Linked DNA regions of Homo sapiens: region 1 is linked to region 2. The links are chromatin loops, found by intact Hi-C in ENCODE. Cell type or tissue: GM12878. All regions are shown on one strand. Links, peaks and the distances in the headings refer to the core of each region. The heading gives the core; the rest is flanking DNA.

Evidence for each region. Peaks named below come from ENCODE experiments on the same cell type or tissue, not always from the same donor. Only the 100,000 strongest peaks of a DNase experiment are listed, where the experiment ranks them.
Region 1: it touches region 2 in a loop (8-fold over the local background); 13 of 110 quality-filtered maps call a loop at or near these places.

Annotation. Positions count from the first base shown.
Region 1 is chr17:78,083,003-78,089,103 of GRCh38, forward strand. It overlaps TNRC6C (trinucleotide repeat containing adaptor 6C), which reads left to right. Exons shown (of 23, transcript NM_001142640.2): 13 at 45-164; 14 at 3,501-3,584; 15 at 3,851-4,091. Among named protein-coding and RNA genes, the nearest start is that of TMC6, 43 kb to the right of the region's middle. In GM12878, for the core only: a CTCF peak has its summit at 2,147 (motif pointing right); a DNase peak (open chromatin) is centred at 2,149.
Region 2 is chr17:78,175,220-78,182,984 of GRCh38, forward strand. TK1 (thymidine kinase 1) reads right to left here. Exons shown (of 7, transcript NM_003258.5): 4 at 7,370-7,463; 5 at 310-399. Among named protein-coding and RNA genes, the nearest start is that of TK1, 8.0 kb to the right of the region's middle. RefSeq lists enhancers at 214-393, 414-533, 543-1,321, 544-593, 1,322-2,099. In GM12878, for the core only: a CTCF peak has its summit at 1,507 (motif pointing left); no DNase peak of the experiment used is centred there; H3K27ac peaks cover 322 bases.

The DNA.
Region 1 (6,101 bases), core at 777-3,276, 92 kb before region 2:
TTAACAGAGATACAACGGCTAATAGTATATTTTATGTTAAACAGGTTCAAGCACAGCTTTTGCAGTTTGCAGCAAAAAACATTGGTCTCAACCCTGCACTATTAACCTCGCCAATTAATCCTCAACATATGACGATGTTGAACCAGCTCTATCAGCTGCAGCTGGTGAGTGGATAGACCCATGCAAGTTAGAGCACGCAGGCCGAGTGCAGATGCACGGCACCTGCTGAGAGCAGCAGTTGTGATAATGTTTGTCTTCACGTCAGGGATGTCATTGAGACTCTCATGAAGTATTTAAACTCTTCATGAGTTAGGGAGTTCTCACTCAAAGGTGTCCTACTAGGTTTTGTAAATGTTTTGGCCTCTTTGTTTTTGTTTTTGTTTAGAGGCAGCATCTTACTATGTTGCCAGGCTGGTCTGGAACTCCTGGACTCAAGGGATCCTCCCACCTCAGCCACCTGAGTAGCTGAGACACCACGGGTGTGCACCACTGCACATGGCTTGGCCTCTTTGTGTTCAGAAAATCTACCAATCTACCAGATTTTATAATTAGGCATGTCTTTTCAGTTGAGCTCTCAGCCAGAGTTTCTGAGAACCACAGAACACAAAAAATCATTTGAGTGACTATTTTCTCAGTTATTCTAAGGATGGTATACATAAATACTATTCTAGAAGCACAGGAGAAAAATTGCTTTATTACATATAGTAGATGCCTTAGAGCATTAGAACTTAATTCTCTCATGAAACCCCGGTCAAGAATGGCTGATGTGACCTAATAATTCTTGAAAGTTTTGTAGCTTCACATAATCTTGATTTTTTTTTAATTTTCAATCAGTCTTACTGATTTTACTATAATTGCCATGTCATTGTATACCTAGATGCTTACTGAAATTATATACACTAAAAGACCCAGTTAATTATTTCATTCTTTAATGTGGGTATCTGATTTATTTAGCAATCTTAGCCAGCAACTTCATCACCTAGAAAATGACCAGGAATCGGCCGGGCACGGTGGCTCATGCCTATAATCCCAGCATTTTGGGAGGCCCAGGCGGGTGGATCACCTGAGGTCAGGAGTTCGAGATTAGTCTGGCCAACATGGTGAAACCCCGTCTCTACTAAAAATACAAAAATTAGCCGGGCATGATGGCGCATGTCTGTAATCCCAGCTATTCGGGAGGCTGAGGCAGGAGAATCGCTTGAACCTGGAAGGCGGAGGTTGCAGTGAGCCTCGCACCTTTGCACTCCAGCCTGGGCGACAGAGCAAGACTCCGTCTCAAGAAAAAAAAAAAAGAAAATCATGACCAGGAATCATGAAGGAGAAAAAAAAAAAAAAAAGAATGGGAACTCCAAAAGACAGAACCATTGGCATAAAACCTTTGCTAATGAGAGAGTACCTCAGCCCTCAGTCTTTCCCCTTTGCTGTTTTTTAGACACATGTCCAACAAGTTTGAGGTCTGCTTTTCTGTAAGCAGCAGGGGAGGATAGAAGGAAGGAGGGAAGGACGTGTCCCAGAGACACATGCTATGTGTCCTCGCTTTAATGGAAAGCACAGAGCTCTAGACATGAGGTCAGGACCAAGGCTTGGCCCTCAGAGACTGTTTTTTCTTTTTCTTTTTCTTTTTTTTTTTTTTTTGAGACGGCGTCTTGCTAGTCTTGCTCTGTTGCCCAGGCTGGAGTGCAGTGGCACGATCATGGCTCACTGCAGCCTCTGCCTTGTGGGTTCAAGCAATTCTCCTGTCTCAGCCTCCCGAGTAGCTGGGATTACAGGCGCCCGCCACCACGCCCAGCTAATTTTTGTATTTTTAGTAGAGACAGGGTTTCACCATGTTGGTCAGGCTGCTGGTCTCCAACTCCTTACCTCAGGTGATCCTCCCGCCTCAGACTCCCAAAGTGCTGGGATTACAGGCGTGAGCCACTGCGCCTGGCCAGAGACTGTTTTTCCATCTGTCAGAAGGGAGGTGGTGCTGTAGTGAGGAATCGCTGTGGGGAGGCAGTGCACATGTGCAGTCCTATTGCTTTCAGTCCTGCCCGCCGGAGACCACTGACCTCCAAAGGAAAGGAGACAGCTCTGAAAACAGGCACTCATAGAAAAAGCATGCAGGTTTAGAGCTGTTACTGTAGAGGAAGATCGCTTTCTGCCACTAGATGACGCTGCAGGCATTGCTGCAGCCCTGACACAGAGCTGATTATCTTACTGATGTGCTAGAATCTTTTAGTTATACAGTAAGTTTTTATTGACCTCTATAGTGTGAAAGACATCAAGAAAATGTTGAATTACCAATAGGGTGTTCTAATTTTAAAACAATGTATTCTGTTCTTAAATTTTTTTCCAGAAAAATTGGAAAAATAAAGTTTCAGTGCTTCCATAAGGTTAAGTTTTAGGCCTATAAGGATTCACTTAAGTGGGGTATTTTATTCCTCCATGATTACAGATGAAGGAGGCATTTCTAATAGTATAATCTCCACCTTTATTTGGATTCTACTTTGATGAGTCTTGCCAAAAATGTCCCTAAAATTCATGTTGTAAGAAAAAAAATCATGATATTCAACCAACATTTCAAAACAGTCAAATGACCAAAGCTTCTATGTCAGTGTACAGAAGAATATCATCATAACTTTAACCAACTTTGTAGATGACAAGTTTGTGTGACAAAAGTGCCCACAAATCTGCATTTCAGGTTCTCTCTTAGCTTTCATTCCCATGATGTTAGGGAGATAACCACGTTGTTTAACACACATTATTATTGAATGATTTGGGACAGTTACTACCAGTGTTTCACATTGTCTGGGCTGTCCTGGACTTCAGTCTCCATCATTATAGAATAGGTTGGTTTTTTGTTTTTTTTTTTTAAGTTTCAGTTTGTATGAATCAAGCAGAAGAATTTTGATTTCTTCATTAAATGAAAAATATTTGCTGACCAACATCATCACCAACACTAAACAGGTATTGACTCTGTGATTTTTTTTAGTTCTGCGCACTAAAAAAGTGGATAAGACATTAATCTTTTAAAAGTGCTCTGTGCCTCCAGAATATGTGTCAGCCATGGCTGGGCGCCGTGGCTCATGCCTGTAATCCCAGCACTTTGGGAGGCTGAGGCAGGCAGATCACGAAGTCAGTAGTTTGAGACCAGCCTGGCCAACATAATGAAACCCCGTCTCTACTAAAAATACAAAAATTAGCTGGGCGTGGTGGCACACGACTGCAATCCCAGCTACTCGGGAGGCTGAGGCAGGAGAATTGCTTGAACCCGGGAGGCAGAGGTGGCAGTGAGCTGAGATCACGCCATTACACTCCAGCCTGGATGACAGAGCGAGACTCCATCTAAAAAAAAAAAAAAAAAAAAAAAAAAAAAAAACAGTATGTGTCAGCCACAGTATGGGCCAAGAAGAGTGGCTAGGTTCTCTTTTTTTATTTTTTAACTAATGTCAGAAAGTTGAACCATTAGTTCAACTTACACTTAATTATCATACTATTTTAACTCTTCGTTCTGTCAACAGGCATACCAACGTTTACAAATCCAGCAGCAGATGTTACAGGCCCAGCGTAATGTGTCCGGATCCATGAGACAACAGGAGCAGCAAGTAGGTGCTACCCAGATTGATTTTTGTCATGAGCTATAATTTTCCCTGATAGAAGAGACGCTAATTGATGAACTATTAGATGATCATTGATTTTTCTCTAGCCAAGCCTTCCTTTGAAAATTCCTGGGTTCAGCTAGGTTTGGGAGGAGGTTGGCCTAGCCAGTAGTGGCCTCAGCATAAAGACAATGAAGAATGCATTTGGTCCCTAGACAAGCCATGAGTGTCCCTTCCCACCTAGTTAACGCACCTATGTCTCTGCCTGCCAGGTTGCGCGCACAATCACTAATCTGCAGCAGCAGATCCAGCAGCACCAGCGCCAGCTGGCCCAGGCCCTGCTCGTGAAGCAGCCACCACCGCCACCGCCCCCGCCGCACCTGTCTCTGCACCCCTCTGCAGGCAAATCGGCCATGGACAGCTTCCCCTCGCACCCACAGACTCCCGGCCTACCTGACCTGCAGACCAAAGAGCAGCAGTCTTCACCCAACACCTTTGCTCCTTACCCTCTCGGTGAGTGTCCCATGGTCTTCAACAGCCACATCAGGTAGAGAGGGTACCTGGAGTCCGTATGTGGTAGCCAGGGCAGCATTTCAGTGGTTAGGAGGACTGGCCAGCGCTGAAACCATAGCCTGTTGGAAATGCAGCCCCAGACAAAATCGGAGAGCAGGTATCTCAAGGCTTTTTAATTTTAAAAAAATTTTTTAATTATTTTTTTGAGAGATGGGGGTCTCACCATGTTGCTCAGGCTGGTCTTGAACTCCTGGGCTCAAGCAATCCTCCCACCTCAGCCTCTTAAAGTGCTGGGTTTATAGGTGTGAGCCACCATGCCCAGCCTCAAGGATTTGTAATAAGGGAACAACACTAACCACGTTGTATAGAGCAGGAGTTTTGCCGCTGCCAATAATACTCTCAGTATAAAACCTTTAAAGGTAGTACCAGTCAGAGCCCCCAAAATCTCATTTCCATTGTCAAATCTCCAAAGTTTGTTCTGTTCCTAGTCTACTCTGAACTGTACTTTACCAGCCACTGTCCTCCAGCCTAAACCACAGAGAAGACTTTATAATGGTTTGGTCAGTAAAAGTATTCAGATTTACATTAAAAGCACTTCTTAAAAAGCAGTGGTTGTTGATACAACTCATTTTGTATGAAATGTGATTTGTATAATCGACCAAATCAACATATATATGTTGAAATCTAACTTGTAGAAGCACACTCAGCACTTGAAACCCGCAGGTCAGTAGAAGACATGGTGCCAGGCCTCGAGGTCAGGCCAGTCAGGAGAGACACAGCTCACATACCTGAAGACACCAGAGGGTATAAATTAGTAAATTGATTCTGCATGGACTAATTTGCCGTAAGAATTCAGAAGTTAGTGAAAGCACTTTAGGCTTGTCTGTTGATTGCTATTAGAGTCTGTAGATACAGGACAAAGGGTTATCGGTAACTTGGAAAATACATCTGTAAAGGGGCAAAGGCCAGTTGAGTGGTAGTGAATTTGCTGCCAGCAGATAATATTCATTTATCTAATTCTATTCAATGTCTCTGAAAAGAGCGGTATATTGTAATCATATGAATCCTTTTTACTTGACATATTATAAATGTGGTATATCTTTAATATGAGATTGATAAATACTAGACTAGATGATCTCGTTCCTTAATTATTGTCTCATCCATTAGAGCCCTTTGTGTCGAAGTAGGTAAGACCTGACTTAGGAATTAGACTCCCTAGGTTTGAGTCCCAACTCACCACCAAGAGGCTCACTACTAACTTGGGCAACTTGCCTAGCTGCTGTTTGCTTCAATTTCTTTATTTTTCTTTCTTTTTTTTTTGGTAGAGACAGGGTCTTTCTATGTTGCCCAGGCAAGTCTCAAAACTCCTGGCCTCAAGTGATCCTCCCTAAGTGTTAGGATTACAGGCCTGAGACACCATACTGAGCCATGCCTTAATTTCTTCATCTGTAATGTGGAAATACTTAACTCCTAGGTTTGTTTTAAAGATTAAATGAGCTAATATGTAAAGTTCTCTTTTTTCTTTTTTTTTTCTCTCTCTTTTTTTTTTTGGCTGGAGTGCAGTGGCGTGATCATAGCTCATTGCAGCCTCAAACTCCTGGCCTTAAGTGATCCTGCTGGTCTCAGCTTCCCAAAGTGCTGTGATTACAGGCATGAGCCATCACACCTGGCCTAATATGTAAAGTTCTTAAATAGTGCCTAGCACATAGCAAACACTTTGTAAAATGTCAGCTACTTATGTAAGTGCTTCTGTTTTAGAAACAAATTTCATCCCACCTATTATCCTAAAATGCATTAGCTTCAGCTTTCTATTATTCACCTGTCTTCTTAACCTATATTTGGAGGATAAAGTACACTTATCGTTACTTTTTTTTTTTTTTTTTTTTTTTTTTGAGATAGAGTCTTGCTCTGTTGCCCAGGCTGGAGTGCGATGGCGCAGTCTCGGCTCACTGCAACCTCCACCTTCTGGATTCAAGCAATTCTCCTGCCTCAGCCTCCCAAATTGATGGG
Region 2 (7,765 bases), core at 211-2,710:
TTTTTCTTTTAAACCCTCTGATTCACAAGCACTGAAGCCAGGAGAGTTTGCTCTGACCTTAGTCCTTCCCCCAACCCCCAGAGCACCATGCCCGGCTCTGTCCCTTTGCCAATTCAAAGCACCTGCCGCAACAGATGGCACGCAGTCTGCACAGACCATGGAGTCCCTTGGCTCAGCCAAGGCCTGAGCAGCTCGGCCGTAACCCTGTGGTGGCTGAGCCCTGGTCACCCAGAGCTGGTGTCTCTGTGCCCATCCAGAAGCCTCTTGCCCTCCTCAATCCCAGCTCCAGACCTGGATCAGACGCCTTACCTTCCTCTGGAAGGTCCCATCCAGTGCAGCCACAATTACGGTCTTCCCGGCGTTGGCCATGGCCTCGCAGAACTCCACGATGTCAGGGAACTGGAAAGGGCACGTGGAGAAAGAGTGTGAGAGCTTCCACCCCAGCAGCAGCTCCCTGGAGCCCCAGCGAAGACGCTGCCAGATCTGACAACTCCGGCCATTTGGCCCGGAGTAACTCTTAATTCTCCCACGAGGCTCCCCAGGCCGGGGGACTGTGTCCACCCGCACGCCCCCCAGCAGACGACAGGTACATCCACAACTGCGCAGCCCCTTCCCCCTGCAGCCAGCTTCCCTCCGAGTCCAGGTACCCAGGACTCAGCACCGGACTTCCACACCAGCTGTGCTGTTTAACACTGCAGTGGCCAAAGGCCTGCTGCCTTGGGCTCGGACACCACTCTTCGCTGGACCCATTATCTGTGTGACCTTGGCAATGAATTAACGTCTCTGAACCTGTTTCCTTTTCCTTAAGAGCAAGGAAGGTCCTGTTGTTTAAGGATGGAAGGCCCTAAGTTATATACATGCTCTTCGGTGAATAGGTGGGCGCTTTGTGCTCTTGCCTCCCCCGTTTTAAACGGGTAATGTGCCTTGAGAAGGGGCGGGGGTCCTACTGGCCATTTACAGAGCAGGATGACACAGCACAGCCTTCTAAATTCAGGACCTGCACAGAGCACATTTACTGTGTAAAGCAAACTTCACTTTGGCCCAGGGAGAAGCTGAAACTCTGGCAAGTGCTCTGGTGATTCTCATCAATCAATCATATCACTCTTAGCTGGTTGAGTTCATATGTCCAGACTGGCCTTTGGGTTGGGTGAAGCAGGGATGTCCTTGTCCTTGGGTGCAGGGTCTCTCTCCCAGGGCCACTCAGGCTTTCTCAGCCCAGGTACTGAGGTTTGAGGTTATTGAGACGTGAGGGCTTAGCAAGGTGAGGACTAAGGGGTGGCTCGAAAAATTCCAGTGAGATCCAAGCAAAGCCCAACGTGACTGATTGCGCTCAGCTGACTGCAGGGGTCTCTGGAGAAGGAAACCCAGAGACTCCAGCACGCCAGGGCCCCTCCCCACCATGCACTCGTTCCCTCTTTTTCTCTGAGGACTCATGACATGTCACGAAAATGCAGCTCCCAGCCTGCAAGGAGCTGTGGGCCGGCACACCACCTGCGCCAGGGGCGCGCCCCCTGGAGGGCTGACGCTGCCATGGCTGCCATTTGAGGCCGGATCTCGCTGTGTCCTGTGCAGTGTAGGGTGTTGGGCTGCGTCCCTCGCCCCCACCCATTAGATAGATGCCAGGAACACACCTCCCACCCCCCAGCTGCGACAAAATTGTTTCTAGTTGTTGTGAGATGTCCCCTGGGTGGGAATGGAGAGGGGAAGAACCCTCCTGAGTTGAGAACCTTGCTCCTTCACCCGCCACATGAGGGTAGAAGGCAGACCCCAGACTCTCCTGCATCAGGGTTTCAGGATGAAGGTCCTCAGCCCCCACTCACTCCACCTCTTGACCAACCTCAGGCTGAGGTCCATAGTCAAAGAGCTTGGTTCTTGCACCCGGCACTTCCCCACCCGTCCAGCACTTCCAGTGATCTGCCTGCCTCAGCCTCCCAAAGTGCTGGGATCACAGACGTGAGCCTCTGTGCCAGACCCTAACTTTTCCTAGATTAAACTTATTATAGATTGCATGTCTCTAACCTGAAAGGCTCCAAAATCTGAAACTTTTTGAGCGCCCACCACAAGTGGAAAATTCCACACCTGACCTCATGGGACAGGTCACAGTCAAAAACTGTGGCTCACGTCCAAATTACTAAATACATAAAATTACTCTCAGGCTATGTGCCTAAGATGTCTATAAAACATAAATGGATTTTGTGTTTACACTTGGGGCTCATTCCCAAGGTCTCATTATATTATGAACATGCAAATATTCGAAAACCTGAAATCCGAAACACTTCTGGTCCCAGGCATTTAGGTTAAGGAATACTCAACCTGTATTACTTGTGTAGTAGAACAGAAAACACAAAAAGGTCTATTTTTTTTTTTTTTTTGAGACGGAGTCTCGCTCTGTCGCCCAGGCTGGAGTGCAGTGGCGTGATCTCAGCTCACTGCAAGCTCCGCCTCCTGGGTTCACGCCACTCTCCTGCCTCAGCCTCCCGAGTAGCTGAGACTACAGGTGCCCGCCACCACGCCTGGCTAATTTTTTTGTATTTTCAGTAGAGACGGGGTTTCACCGTGTTAGCCAGGATGGTCTCGATCTCCTGACCTCGTGATTCACCCACCTCGGCCTCCCAAAGTGTTGGGATTACAGGCATGAGCCACTGCGCCTGGCTTTGTCTATTTTTTTTGAGACAGAGTCTCGCTCTGTCATCCAGGCTGGAGTGCAGTGGCATAATCTTGGCTCACTGCAACCTCTGCCTCCCAGGTTCAAGCAATTCTTGTGCCTCTGCCTCCCAAGTAGCTGGAATTACAGGTGTGTGCCACCACGCTTGGCTAATTTTTGTATTTTTAGTAGAGATGGGGTTTCACCATGTTGGCCTGGCTGGTCTCAAACTCCTGACCTCAAGTGATCCGCCCGCCTAGGCCTTCCAAAGTGCTGGGATTACAGGTGTGAGCCACCGTGCCCAGCCAGAAAAAAAGTTTAAAAAAATAAATCAGAGCTCCTACTATTGCCAAGCGACCCTGCAAGCCCACCACACACTGTGCAGCTGTTGATGCAAGGGTGCCCACCCACCACCAGCATCTGAAGCACAGCACCCCCAGCTAGGAGCTTCAGGTTTTCCAGAGATTTCCAGGTGAGTCTCTCTTGGATGCCAACAGTTTCTACAGAGCAGTGTGAGCACCTGTGTGTCTCGCCCGGGGTACAAAGAAGCACAGAAGCTTCTGACCCAGGGCCTTCCTCAGGATGGCACGGTGGCTACTCTGTGAAAGGCTTTCCCTGCTGACCCAGAAAACGGGAACAAGGCAGGTTCGGCTGGGCTTCATCCACTGTCCACGTAGACAATGAAGGAGCGAAGGACAGTCCTTCTGCTGGGTCCCATGCTAGGAACCCCTCTCCTCGATCTAGAACTGCTTGCAATGGGAAGACCCTGAACTTCTTTTGTTTTGTTTTGTTTTGAGACTGAGTTTTGCTCTTGTTGTTGCCCAGGCTTGGAGTGCAATGGGGCGATCTTGGCTCACTGCAACCTTCGCCTACCGGGTTCAAGCGATTCTCCTGCCTCAGCCTCCCAAGTAGCTGGGATTACAGGCATGCGCCACCACGCCTGGCTAATTTTTGTATTTTTAGTAGAGACGGAGTTTCTCCATGTTGGTCAGGCTGGTGACCCGGAACTTCTTGAAGAGAACAAGGGCACACAGAGGCCAGGGCAGAATGCTGATGTCTGGGTAGGGTGTAATAAATACTCACTGAATGAACTCAAGTTTTACTTGCTGGCCAGGGAGGAAGTAGACCGAGAAATCCCTCCTATAGGCTGAACAGGGGACAGGACTTCATACGCTGGCTCCTGACTCAGGGCATTTGGATGTCGAGGAAGGAGAAGGGAAAGGTTTCTGCCTCGGGGGTCTGGGTCAGCCTCTGTCAACAAGGTTTACGCAGAGCCAGGAGAACAGAGCTATTGAACAACTCACAGCGGCAGGTCTGAAGGAGGGAGAGCCTTGCCAAAGCTGAAGCTTCCTTGTTCTGAGAGGGCCATGTCCCCAAAGCTGATGCAAAATCCCTGGATGCATTCTGAGGCCACAGTTTGGGAGCAAAAGAGAACAGCTGCAGCCCTATTCCCAGCCTGGGCTCACTTTCTCGCCAGGAGTCCCTCAAGCACGGGGCAGCAACAACGACGTCTCCACGTACGCAGAGGCATGGGGGTGCTCAGGGGCGCACCTCTGAAGGTCAGAAACGGAATGGCCATACCCAAGCGGGGAGGAGATGCCAGCTGCCGGGTGGTCGGGAACCCAGAGCGGACACTGGCAGCCTCAACTCCACAGGGCAGATGCCCCGCACAGGGGAAGGGACCCGTCAGCCTCCCCACGGGAATGGAATTTGCAGCTGTGACTCATACAGAATGTTGGGCAAGAACAGAACCAGGAAGGCAGGACTGGCCTTTTGAGGGGACAGGCCCTGTGACGTCCGGGCAGGGTATTCAGGCCAGAGCGGCCTGGCTCTGTGCTGGGAGGCAGGGCGGGTAGAGACCTCGAAGCACTCACCAAACCAACTCATTTATTCTTCCTCCAGGGTATAGAACTAGACTAAGTGTGGCCAGGCGTGGTGGCTCACGCCTGTAATCCCAGCACTTTGGGAGGCTGAGGCAGGCAGATCACCTGAGGTTAGGAGTTCCAGACCAGCCCGGTCAACATGATGAAACCCCGTCTCTACTAAAAATACAAAAGGTTAGCTGGGCATGGTGGCAGAAGCCTGTAATCCCAGCTACTCAGGAGGCTGAGGCGGGAGAATCACTTGAACCTGGGAGATGGAGGTTATAGTGAGCCGAGACTGCGCCACTGCACTCCAGCCTGGGCCACAGAGCAAGACTGTTTTTAAAAACAAACAAAAAACGAACTGGACTAAGTATACTAAACGTATAGGTGGCCCTGTGCCCAGGTTCTAGTCTTTGAAAGATCAGCAGAAGTGACGTTTGCAGCTTCTGGTCAGGCCCATGAAAACCTCACACCCAGGGGCTCCGCCACGTCTCTTCCCCTCCGTGTCTGTATACAGCCAGCCAGGGCGACCTAAGCCGCCTCGTGGGCGGCCTCCCCATCAACCGGCCTGGAACCACGTAGGGGGTCTGTGAGCGAGAAATAAATTCCTGTTATGTTTATATCAAACCACCACATTGTGTACTTCGAGGCAACCCTAAAAGTACCTAAGAGGTCAAGTCTGCTAAACCCCTTGGAGAGAGTTTCAGTTTCATTCTTTGTGATAAACTAACAAAAATAAAATCTCCAAAGCAGAGGAAAGAAAACTAAGATAACAGAAAATAACCCAGAAACTCAACCACAGAATATGTTCCTGAGGAAATAGAAAAATCTGGAAAAGTCTAAGAAAAGATTTTCAGGAACATAATGGAAGGAACAGCATAAATTTAAAAATAACCCAACAGTAACTTGTCAAACAAAACGGAGCATGATGAATTAGAGCAGCAGATGTAAAAATAGTCACTGAAACAAAACACACTCTGGAAGATGGAACCCAGAACACCTCAGAGATGGATGAGGAGAGAAATACCTGAAGTGATAATGGCTTCATTCCTTCCCCAGAAATGAAAAGGCACACCAGCTATAAAGCAGGATAAATGAAACAAAGCTTCCCCTACACACATTGTGCTGAGAGAGAACAGATAGAATACCTGACCAGAGGTAACATTAGAGAGATGGCGGCCTTCCTCTGAGCAAAAACACAATGACCAGCGCTGCTACTTTTCAAAGCAACAAGATCAAGACCAGGCGTGGTGGCTCACGCCTGTAATCCCAGCACTTTGGGAGCTGAGGCATGCGGATCACCTGAGGTCAGGAGTTCCAGACCAGCTGGCCAACATGGTGAAACCCCATCTCTATTAAAAATACATAAATGAGCTACGCATGGTGGCACGCACCTGTGATCCCAGCTACCCGGAAGGATGAGGCAGAACTGCTTGAACCCAAAAGGCGGAGGTTGCTGTGAGCTAAGATCACGTCACTCCACTCCAGCCAGGGCAACAGAGCAAGACTCCATCTCAAAAAAAATAAAAATTAAAAAGGCCGGGCACGGCGGCTCATGCCTGTAATTCCAACACTTTGGGAAGCCAAGGCGGGTGGATCACCTGAGGTCAGGAGTTCAAGACCAGCCTAGCCAACATGGTGAACCCTTGTCTCTACAAAAATTAGCCAGGCATGATGGTGGGTGCCTGTAATCCCACCTACTTGGGAGGCGAGGTGGGAAAATCGCTTGAATCCGGGTGGCAGAGGTTGCAGTGAGCCGAGATCACGCCATTGCACTCCAGCCTGGGCGACAGAGTAAGACTCCGTCTCAAAAAAAAAAAAAAAACCCAAACCCACACAAGATCAACCTACCTCTTGCTGCCCAGCTTAAACTAGATGACAAAAGAAAGATTTCCATACAAAGACTGGCAGCTTCCCATCTATACCTCCTGGCTGCAAAAACTACTAAAAAAGGTACTTCAACAACAAGAAAATAAACGTATAAGAAACAAGCAAAAGGAACCATGAGGCAAACCAAACATTACTCCCCACCTCCCCCTTTTTTTTTTGAGACAGGGTCTGGCCTTGTCGCCCGGGCTGGAGTGCAGTGGTGCTATCACCACTCACTGCAGCCTCGACCTCCCAGGCTCCATCCTTCTGCCTCAGCCTCCTGAGTAGCAGGGACCACAGGTGTGCGCTGCTATGACTGGCTAATTTCTTTTTTTTTTTGGTAGAGATGGGGTTTTACTATGTTGCCCAGGTGAGTCTCCAACTCCTGGGCTCAAGTGATCTGTCCACCTTGGCCTCCCACAGGCTGAGATTACAGGTGTGAGTCACTGCATCTTGCCAGTAAATAGATATATGTATTTTTAAAAAGGTACAATGGCCAGGTGTGGTAGCTCATGCCTGTAATCCCAGCGCTTTGGGAGTTCAAGGCGGGGCGGATCACCTGAGGTTGGGAGTTTGAGACCAGCTTGACCAACATGGAGAAACCCCATCTCTACTAAAAATATAAAATTAGCTGGGCGTGGTGGCGCATGCCTGTAATCCCAGCTACTCGGGAGGCTGAGACAGGAGAGAATTGCTTGAACCCAGGAAGCAAAGTTTGCGGTGAGATTGTGCCATCGTACTCCGGCCTGGGCAACAAGAGCAAAACTCCGTCTCAAAAAAAAAAAAAAAAAAGTAAAACGAATCCTACAAGACTATGACACTATGACAGGGAAACTAGAAAGGGGCCTTCAGAGGGTATTCCAACACTAGTTGTAGCTATTTAACCTTGTTATTTTACTAAAAGATCAGATAACTTCCAAGTCAGCGAGGGAAAACGGGAGGACAGAGCGGAAGCTGGCAGGAAGAGTGATGCCAAGACAAGCCAACTTACAAACTGCCCCTCGTCGATGCCTATGACAGCCACGCCCAGGGCCTCCTGGGCCACGTCTCGGAGCAGGCAGGCGGGCAGTGCCTCCATGGTGTTCCTGGGAAGAGAAAGCCAGAGCGTGAGCAGGGCCAGGGAGGCCAGAAGCCACAATGCAGGGGCCAGGGAATGGCACTGTCGTGACCACCTGCTACCTGCAAAGCAGGCTCAGTGTTCACCCAGCCGGGCTTTGAGAAGTTAGCACCTATGGGAAAGGCCCTCGTCCAGAAAACCAGTTATTTATTTATTTTTTATGAAACAGAGTCTTGCTCTGTCACCCAGGCTGGAGTGCAGTGGCGCCATCTCGGCTCCCTGCAATCTCTACCTCCCAATTCTCAAGGGTCTCAAGCGATTCTCCCACCT